Linked DNA regions of Homo sapiens: region 2 is linked to region 1. A link is an interaction called in ENCODE POLR2A ChIA-PET data of the cell type or tissue named here. Cell type or tissue: HepG2. All regions are shown on one strand.

What was found. Peaks named below come from ENCODE experiments on the same cell type or tissue, not always from the same donor. Only the 100,000 strongest peaks of a DNase experiment are listed, where the experiment ranks them.
Region 2: POLR2A ChIA-PET joins it to region 1 with 7 read pairs; 2 of 35 experiments call an interaction of 5 or more read pairs at or near these places.

What each region holds. Positions count from the first base shown.
Region 1 is chr2:27,159,345-27,164,344 of GRCh38, reverse strand. No RefSeq gene overlaps it. Among named protein-coding and RNA genes, the nearest start is that of TCF23, 13 kb to the right of the region's middle. In HepG2, no CTCF peak of the experiment used is centred here; a DNase peak (open chromatin) is centred at 1,974; H3K4me3 peaks cover 709 bases.
Region 2 is chr2:27,327,007-27,332,006 of GRCh38, reverse strand. It overlaps GTF3C2 (general transcription factor IIIC subunit 2), which reads left to right. Exons shown (of 19, transcript NM_001035521.3): 13 at 2,484-2,628; 14 at 2,725-2,886; 15 at 3,076-3,163; 16 at 3,411-3,539; 17 at 3,818-3,970; 18 at 4,723-4,830. Among named protein-coding and RNA genes, the nearest start is that of GTF3C2-AS1, 6.0 kb to the left of the region's middle. In HepG2, no CTCF peak of the experiment used is centred here; no DNase peak of the experiment used is centred here.

The sequences.
Region 1 (5,000 bases):
TAAATCTCTTCAAATATTTCACAGGGTTTGACTCTATTCCTCAACACCTTTGTGGCTGGGAATTCAGTTTTTCAGGTTTCTCTGGGGTCCCCTTGGCCAATAGGGGGTCTGTTCAGTCAGTTGGGGGACTTAGGATTTTATTTTTCGTTCACAAACTTCTAGTTAGGCTGACTTCTGACCACAGAGCTCTTGAAACTTTTTTTTCAAATCTATTATTATTAGATTTCATCCAGGATAAAGAGAAAGTAGGTCTCTCATTCAATTTGCATGGTTTTAAAACCAGTTTTTTCCAATAGTGCATGCAAATGAATTATTTTAGGCATTTCAAAGGACCCCCATTTTGACCACTGTTGCTTATGACTATTCTGGGTTATGCGGGTCCGTTTTCCTAGATATTTACAAAAGGACACTCCATTATGTGTTGTACATAAACCCAGTTGGTGTCTCCAAGAAAGGCTGCCTCCTTAGAGAGTCTTTGGAGTTGGATGATTTTTTACCCGTGTTAAAAAAAAAACTTCAGCCGAATTAAATTTAAAGGAGATTAATTGAGCAAGGAACGATTTGTGAATCAGGCAGACCCCAGAATCACAGCAGATTCAGAGAGACTCCAGGGATGCCTCATGGCCAGAACAAATTTATAGACAAAAAAAGGGAAGTGGCATACAGAAATCGGCAGTGAGGTACAGAAACAGCTGCATTGGTTGCAGGTTGGTGTTTACCTTATTTGAACACAGTTTGAACACTTAGCAATCTATGAGTGGTTGAAGTATGGCTGCTGGGATTGGCCAAGACTCAGCTATTGTTACAGGTGCATACTCCTAAATTAGATTTTCAATCTTGTCTGCATTTTTTTTTTTTTTTTTGAGACAGGGTCTTACTCTGTCACCCAGACTGGAGTGCAGTGACATGATCTTGGCTCACCACAACTTCCGCCTCCCAGGCTCAAGCGATTCTCCTGCCTCAGCCTCCCAAGTAGCTGGGATTACAGGTGTGCACCACCACACCTGGCTAATTTTTGTACTTTTAGTAGATATGGGGTCTCACCGTGTTGGCCACGCTGGTCTCAAATTCCTGACCTCAAATGATCCACCCGCCTTGGCCTCCCAAAGTGCTGGGATTACAGGTATGAGCCACCGTGAACCACCCTGTCTTCCTATTACTAGGTTACAGTTCGTCCACAAGGACTCAAATATAGAAGTATGGAGTCCTTCTCAGGCCATATTTAGTTTGCTTTAACGCCCATAATTTAGACACCTGAATCACTCAGGACTAAGCTCTGGGGAATGTTGCGGTTCCAAATGTGCTGCTTGTGAGTGTAGCTCCTCAATATGTCACCAATGAGTTGGGTCCACTCTTTTATGTGTCTCAGAAACTCGGAGTCCCTGGAGGGTCACAGAGGGTTCACTAGTGCTAGGTGACCAGGCTTCGCGTGCATTTGCTGGCAGAGCAAGAGATTGCAGATGTTCCTCTGAGAGAGGAAACCCTGTAAGGCCACTGGATATCATGGACAAGGGTCCAACACCTCCACCACGTCTCTAATTATTTAGAGCACTCTAACAGGTCAGAGGGAGCAAGAGCCTTTCATCTTTAGAGTGAAGAATCCATTCACTCTCATTAATTAGGAAAAATAACTTCAAGAGAGGTTGGTCATAGGTGAAACAAGTCTGATTTCCAGAATGAAAGGTCACAATGCAACAAGACCTCAGCTGAAAACGAAAGCAAACCGCCGTTCTCTGTGTTGGCAGAAAACAAAATCCTGATCCCCTGACTTCAATAGGAAAGTCAGAGACAGAGACCTTCATTCTGAGAGAGTCAAAAGAGAAACGGCCCAAATTAAAATCTGGACCTTAACCAAAGAAAGGGAGGTCCAGATTCAGAACTCACCTGCAACGCCGGATAGGACTTCTGAAGACAGAGGACACAGTGGATTTGTGCAGATGCTGAGCACTACTTCCAGAGAGAAACACCGGGTGGTCAGGGCTGAGTCACTCCAAATCCTGCTATGTCAGATATGTTGATCCAAAGGAAAAAAATGGAGGCAAAATTACGTAAGTAGAGAGTTTTGTGGGCCCAAGTTTGAGGAAGGCAACCCGGGAGTGTATATTCAGGGCAATTTGAATCCAATGTCCCAGGTTGCAGTCCTCAAACTTGGCCCAAATAAACTCTCTACTTGTATTAATTTTGCCTCAATTTTTTCCTCAATATTTCAAAAAAAAAATGTCATTTGTAGGCCAGGAGTGGTGGCTCACGCCTGTAATCTCAGCACTTTGGGAGCTGAGGAGGGAGGATCACTTGAGTCTTAGAGTTTGAGACCAGCCTAGGCAACATAGTTAGACCCCGTTTCTACAAAAAATTGAAAAAAAAAATAGGCAGGAGTGGTGGCACACACCTGTAGTCCCAGCTACTCAGGAGGCTGAGGAAGTGGGAGTATCACTTGAGCCTGGGAGGTCAAGGCTGCAGTAGGCTGAGATAATGCCACTCCACTCCAGCCTGGGCAACAAAGGGAGACCATGTCTCAAAACCAAAAAAAATAAAAAAATAAAAACACACACAAAAATGAAATGTCATTTGTGCAAAAGTCATTTTTACTCCAGCAGTTGGTCAAGTGTGCTTTACAAACCCTGAGTGTTCTCTTTCCTGCTCTGTTTCTTCATGTCTGCTTAGACTGTCTCTGGGGAAACACCTATAGATTTCATGGTTGCCATAACTGAGCACAAATTGAATGAAAGCTCCACAGAAAGAATGGCAATTATTGCATTAGGTGATGCGACCATCGCCCAGAACTATGTCAAATTGGGAAAAATAAAGGCTTTGAGAGAACTGAGTAACCTTACCAATACTCTTCTATTAAGACTTTTTATTCACAATGTTGCAATTTAGGAAGAGCTATGAGTTCCTTCAGACTAGATGATCTCCATGCCTTGGGATGTAAATTTAAGCAGAAAAGGTTCTCATAAAGAAGCCAAAGAGGATATTTCAACATTAAGCCAAGCATGGTGGCACAGGCCTATAGTCTCAGCTACTCTGTTTTTGGAAGGCAGGAGAATTGCTTGAGCCTAGGAGTTTTAAGCTAGCCTGGGCAACATAGTGAGACCCCCATCTCTTAAAAAAAAAAAAAGAAAAAAGAAAAAAAGGGCCAGGTGCAGTGGCTCACGCCTGTAATCCCAGCACTCTGGGAGGCTGAGAGGGGCGGATCATGAGGTCAGGAGTTTGAGACCAGCCTGGCCAACATGGTGAAACCCTGTCTCTACCAAAAATACAAAAATTTGGCCTGACGCAGTGGCTCACACCTGTAATCCCAGCACTTTGGGAGGCTGAGGCAGGTGGGTCACCTGAGGTCAGGAGCTCAAGACCAGCTTGGCCAACATGGTAAAACCCTGTCTCTACTAAAAATACAAAAAGTTAGCCAGGCGTGGTGGCTCATCTCTGTAATCCCAGCTACTCAGAGGCTGAGGTAGGAGAATCGCTTGAACCTGTGAGGCAGAGGTTGTGGTGAGCCGAGATTGTGCCTGGGCAACAAGAGCAAAACTCCATCTCGAAAAAAAAAAAAAAAGAAAAGAATTAGCCAGGCATGGTGGTGGGCACCTGTAATCCCAGCTACTCAGGAGGTTAAGGCAGGAGAATTGCTGGAACCTGGGAGGCAGAGGTTGCAGTGAGCCGAGATTGCGCCATTGCAGTCCAGCCTGGGCGACAAGAGAGAAACTCCATCTCAAAAAAAAAAAAAAAAAGAATGTACCTGTTCCTTCTCAAGGACCCCGGAGCTCCAGGGGCCCAGCCAGCATCATGCAGTTAGCTGATATGTGACACAGAATCTGTGACGTGGTTTTGCTGTGTCCCCACCCAAATATCATCCTCAATTGTAGTTCCCATAATCCCCTCGTGTCATGGGAGGGATCCAGCAGGAGGTAATTTAATCATGGAGGTGTTTACCCTCAGGCTGTTCTTGTGATAGTGAGTGAGTTCTCCTGAGAGCTGATGGTTTTATAAGGGGCTTTCCCGCTTTTGCTCTGCACTTTTCCTTGTTGCCACCATGTGAAGAAGGACGTGTTTGCTTCCCCTTCCGACATGGTTGTAAGTTTCCCGAGGTCTTCCCGGCCCTGTGGAACTGTGAGTCAATTAAACCTCTTTCCTTATTAAATTACCCAGTCTCGGGTATGTCTTTATTAGCAGCATGAGTACAGACTAATACAATCCATTTTCATCCAACTGGGCCTGGACCCAGAGCTGCTGAGGCGCTAAAGCATGATACAACTGTCAAGTGATTTAGGCCGACTCGATTTACTCAACTTGTTTTTCTGCTTCCACCATCATCAATGTGGAGGGTTGTTTCTATTCTGATTACTGGATCATACTTTTTGGTAAATTTTCCGAGGTTAAAGAAAAAGCAATTGTCTTTGGCCCTACGTAACTTCTGGCGTATTTAATGGCAGAGGCTCTTAGTTCCCTCTTCTCTCCCCAACATCTTAGTGCTCAGTTCCTACCTCTTTTGAGTATCTCCTGGGGTTACTCTGAACCCTGGAGTGGGCCCTTGCCCTCTGTTTTGCTGCTCAGCAGCTGACCCTCTTGCTGTGTTGGGGATCAAACTTTCTCTCCTTTGGCAAAGTGTGGGAGGTAGAACCCGGGAGAGGGGAGGCGCCTACCACATTCCCAAGGCAGCCTGGAGCACAGAGGTGGGGGAAGTAGGGAAAGTAGGAAACCCAGAGTTTACTAAGAGGCCAGAGATACTCACCCTGGGGCTGACCATCCACAAAGCTGGGAAGGTGGCAGTTTTTTGGAGGCCACTTGCCAGCCAGGGCCTGTGGAGCTGCAGCTGACAGGCAGCCCTGTGGGGGTCGGAGGACCTGGAATCAGCTCACCAATGAGGGTGTGGGTGAGGGTGTGGGATTGCAGTGCAGACGACCACCCACCGATGGGCTGGAAGAGGGCCCTAAGGGACTCTACCGCCTGGGGGGAAAGGCTCCTGCCCTCTGAGCTCTTGGGTGTCCGTAGCTGTCAGGCTT
Region 2 (5,000 bases), 170 kb before region 1:
AAGACTATAAATAAGTTACAAATAATATTAAGTAGTTGGAGTTATTAGGTTTTGTTTTGTTTTATTTTCAGATAGGGTCTCACTCTGTCACCCAGGCTGGAGTGCAGTGGCAAGATCTTGGCTCACTGCGTCCTGGACTTCCTGGGCTCAAGCAATGCCCCAGCCTCAGCCTCTGGAGTAGTTGGGACTACAGGAACGAGCCACAATGCCTGGCTAATTTTTGTATTTTTTGTAGAGACGGGGTTTCGCCATGTTGCCCAGGCTGGTCTTCACCTCCTGAGCTCAAAGTGATCTGCCTGCCTCAGCCTCCTAAAGTGCTGGGATTACAAATGAGAGTTACCATGCCTGGCCTAGATTGTTATTTTTAAATGACAGTGTTATTGGCCAAGTGTGGTGGCTCATGTCGGTAATCCCAGCACTTTGGAAGGCCGAGGCGGGCAGATCACCAGGTCAAGAGATCGAGACCATCCTGGCCAACATGGTGAAACCCTGTCTCTACTAAAAAATACAAAAATTAGCTGGGCAGGATGGCGCGTGCCTGTAGTCCCAGCTACTCAGGAGGCTGAGGCAGGAGAATCGCTTGAACTGGAAGGCAGATGTTACAGTGAGCCAAGATCGTGCCACTGCACTCCAGCCTGGCAACAGAGTGAGACTCCGTTTCAAAAACAAAATGACAGTGTTGTTTTTAGATATAAGTAGACTTTCTGCTAGGAAGATAAGGAAATTAGCACTCTTACACGTCTTTTTATCATCCCTTTCGCCATGTTTTTTCTTTTGGTGGTATTATTCTTACATTGTCAAGGTACATGATTCTCGATGCTGTTCTGCTTTCTTAATTCCTAAACTTGATTGAGTGCCTCTACCAGTCCATTTATCTTAGTCTCCCCTCCAATTGCTGAATTATTTATATTGCATGGCTATAATTCATCGTCAACAAACTTTTTCAAGAAAGGTTCATAGGTGCTGCATTCATTCCCTGAGTGGCTCAGCCTTCTGAGTAGCTGAGACTACAGGCATGCGCCACCACACCAGGCTATTTTATTTTTTTTGAGACAGGGTCTGTGGGGTCCAGGCTGGAGTGCAGTGGCATGATCTTGGCTCACTGCAACCTCTATCTCCCGAGTTCAAGCAGTTCTCCCACCTCAGCCTCCTGAGTAGCAGGGATTACAGGTGCATACCACCAAAGGCCAGCTAATTTTTGTATTTTTAGTAGAGATGAGATTTCACCATATTGTTCAGGCTGGTCTCAAACTCTGGACCTCAGGTGATATGTCCACCCTGGCCTCCTAAAGTGCTGAGATTACAGGCATGAGCCATCGTGCCTGGCCTTTTTTTATTTTTTAGAGGTGGGGTCTCACTATATTGCCCAGGCTGGTCTCAAACTCTTGGGTGCAAGTGTTCTTCCTGCCTTTACCTCCCAAAGTGCTAGGATTACAGGCATGAGCCATTGCACCTAGCAACATTGTGTTGCTTTTGACTTTTTGCCTGTTCTCTTTGTCTTGGGGCAGAGTTAGCGAACATTTTCTTTTTTTTTTCTTTTTTTTTGAGGTGGAGTCTCGTTCTGTCTCCCAGGCTGGAGTGCACTGGCGTGATCTCGGCTTACTGCAACCTCTGCTTCCTGGGTTCAAGTGATTCTCATGTCTCACCCTCCCAAGTAGCTGGGATTACAGGTGTACACCACCACACTGGCTAATTTTTTTTTGTATTTTTAGTAGAGATGGGGGTTTTACCATGTTGGCCAGGCTGGTCTTGAACTCCTGACCTCAAGTGATCCACCCGCATTGGCCTCCCAAAGTGTTGAGATTACAAGTGTGAGCCACTGCGCCTGGCTTCCTAGAGTTTTTATGCTTTTTTTTTTTTTTTTTTGAGACGGAGTCTGCTCTTGTCACTCAGGCTGGAGTGCAGTGGCACAATCTCACTGCAAGCTCCGCCTCCTGAGTTCAAGCGATTCTGCTGCTTTAGCCTCCCGAGTAGCTGGGATTACAGACACCCACCACCACATCTGGCCAATTTTTTGTATTTTTAGTAGAGACGGGGTTTCACCATGTTGATCAGGCTGGTCTCAAACTCCTGACCTCAGGTGATCCACCACCTGCATTGGCCTCCCACAGTGTTGAGATTACAGGCATGAGCCACCGTGTGCCCCACCTATGCTTTTTAAAAGTCCCTTGACGTTTATTTATAGGGAGTAGAGAGAGGTGCATTCTACTCTCTGCACTAGGTGTGTTCACCCTATCATTTTTCAACTGTAGATTCCAGACAAAGCTATTACTTTTTTGTTGATGAGAATTAGGGTTAAAATACCAGGTTGAGTCTTTAAGCCCTGGAGGGAGTGTTGGATAGCTAATCAGGATCCCCACATCCTTTCATAGTGGTTTGGATCTGAGGGTAGAAGACAAAGGTCCTAGGAGCCCAGAGAAAGAAATTAGAGCAAGGAAGAGAGAACTTGCTTTTAATGCTCACACATTCTGTCCTTATTTCAGGCATGGTGGTTTTCTGGAACCTTCCCACTAACTCACCCCTGCAGCGGATACGGCTCTCTGATGGCTCCTTAAAGCTCTACCCCTTCCAGTGTTTCCTAGCCCATGACCAGGCTGTGCGTACCCTTCAATGGTGCAAAGCTAACAGGTATGGAATAGGAGGTATGTGGAGGGGGAAGGTGAAGACTGGGACAGGCTGACTTCCGGATTTGTTTGGATTTGACCTTCTCCCGTCTTTTTACAGCCATTTCCTTGTCTCTGCGGGGAGTGACCGGAAAATCAAATTCTGGGACCTTCGACGTCCTTACGAACCCATAAACTCTATCAAGCGCTTCTTGAGTACAGAACTGGCCTGGCTGCTTCCCTACAATGGTGTCACTGTGGCTCAGGACAACTGCTATGCCTCGTACGGCAAGATGGAGATAGGACCTCTAGGGACAGGCCCTAAGGGTTGGAATGCAAAGCATGCCAGATTGTTGTGGGGAGAGGAGGGTAGAGAGTTGGTTCACTGAGGTGGTTTAAATTCTGGAAGAGGTTAAGAAGAAGAAATGAATCTAAAGAAAAGGAAGGTTTAAATTTATTTCTCTTTTAACAGTTATGGACTCTGTGGGATTCATTATATTGACGCTGGTTACCTTGGTTTCAAGGCCTACTTCACTGCTCCTCGAAAAGGCACCGTTTGGGTGAGCCCCCCTTTCTTTTGCAGTCTTCATTACAAAGGAAAATGGCTCATTTATGCACTATTAGTAGTCAGAGGCAGTAGTTTTGGGTAGAAGGAGAAGATAGGGATGTTGTAACTCTATCATCAGGGCTGTCGGTTATGGTAAACTCATTTTTGTTTGTGTGTCTGTCTCTCAGACTGTGCAGCTGTTACCAGTTCATAGCTCTGAATGAATATATGAATGAATGAAATCTGTCTCTTTCTATTAGAGTCTTTCAGGATCCGACTGGCTTGGGACAATAGCTGCAGGAGATATATCCGGGGAGCTCATTGCTGCTATATTACCAGATATGGCACTGAATCCAATAAATGTCAAGCGACCTGTAGAGCGAAGATTTGTACGTATACGAACATCTAACAGCAGCTGTTGGATCCTAACCCACATGCCCTCCCAAATTCTGGTAGAGTACAAACTAGTGTCAGGTCTCCCGGCCCTGATATCCCAGAAAATCTTAGCACAGAGTTGTATATAATCTTCCCTACCGTACTGCATCTGAGCATATATTTAAAGATACTACTTTTTTCCATCTTTAAGCCTTTCCTGCCCAAACCACTTTCCTCTGCTTTTATTCTGTCTTGAGTATTATAGAACCTAATTTCATGGTCTCCTTTCCAGCCTATATATAAAGCAGATCTGATACCGTATCAGGACAGTCCTGAAGGTCCAGACCATTCTTCTGCTTCATCTGGGGTCCCCAACCCTCCTAAGGCTCGAACTTACACTGAAACTGTCAACCATCACTACTTGCTCTTTCAAGACACAGATTTGGTAAGCTGAGGCCAGGAGAATGGGTGTGGTATTAGAAAAGGTAGAAAACTTTAGTCTTTGTATAGTACGCAAGCCTGAGTTCAGCACAAAGATGTAAAACTAAGGAGCCTCGGCCAGGTGCAGTGGCTCATGCCTGTAATCCCAGCAGTTTGGGGGGATTAGGCGGGCAGATCACAAGGTCAAGAGATCAAGACCATCCTGGCCAACATGGCGAAACTCCGTCTCTACTAAAAATACAAAAATTAGCTGGGCGTGGTGGCGCGTGCCTGTAGTCCCAGCTATTCAGGAGGCTGAGGCAGGAGAATCACTTGAACCCAGGAGGTGGAGATTGCAGTGAGCCAAGGTCACACCACTGCACTCCAGCCTGGCAACGCAGCAAGACTCCGTCTCAAAAAAAAAAAAAAAAAAAAAAGGGCCAGGCGTAGTGGCTCACACCTGTAATCCTAGCACTTTGGGAGGCTGAGGTGGGCGGATCACCTGAGGTCAGGAGTTCAAGACCAGCCTGACCAACATGGTGAAACCCTGTCTACTAAAAATACAAAAAATCTGCCGGGCGTGACGGCGGGCGCCTGTAATCCCAGCTACTCAGGAGGCTGAGGCGGAGAATCACTTGAACCTGGGAAGCACAGGTTGTAGTGAGCTGCCAAGATCGCGCCACTGCACTCCAGCCTGGGTGACAGAGCGAGACTCCGTCTTAAAAAAAACAAACGAGCGTCTCACTTTCTCTCTCCTATTCCATTTCCCTTCCCCAGGGTTCATTCCATGATCTGCTCCGTAGAGAACCAATGCTGCGCATGCAGGAGGGAGAGGGGCATTCTCAACTCTGCCTGGACAGGCTGCAGCTGGAGGCTATTCATAAGGTAGTCTCTCATCCTCTCCACCCTCCACTCTCATTTCCCCCCAGTTCTGGGCCTGGGGCTGATGAAATGGTAGATGAAAAGGTTACACAGATGACAACCTCCTCCTCCTCCAGAGCATGACAGACGTACCTCATTCACTGGCTTTTCATTCTTACCTCTGTCACCCCTCA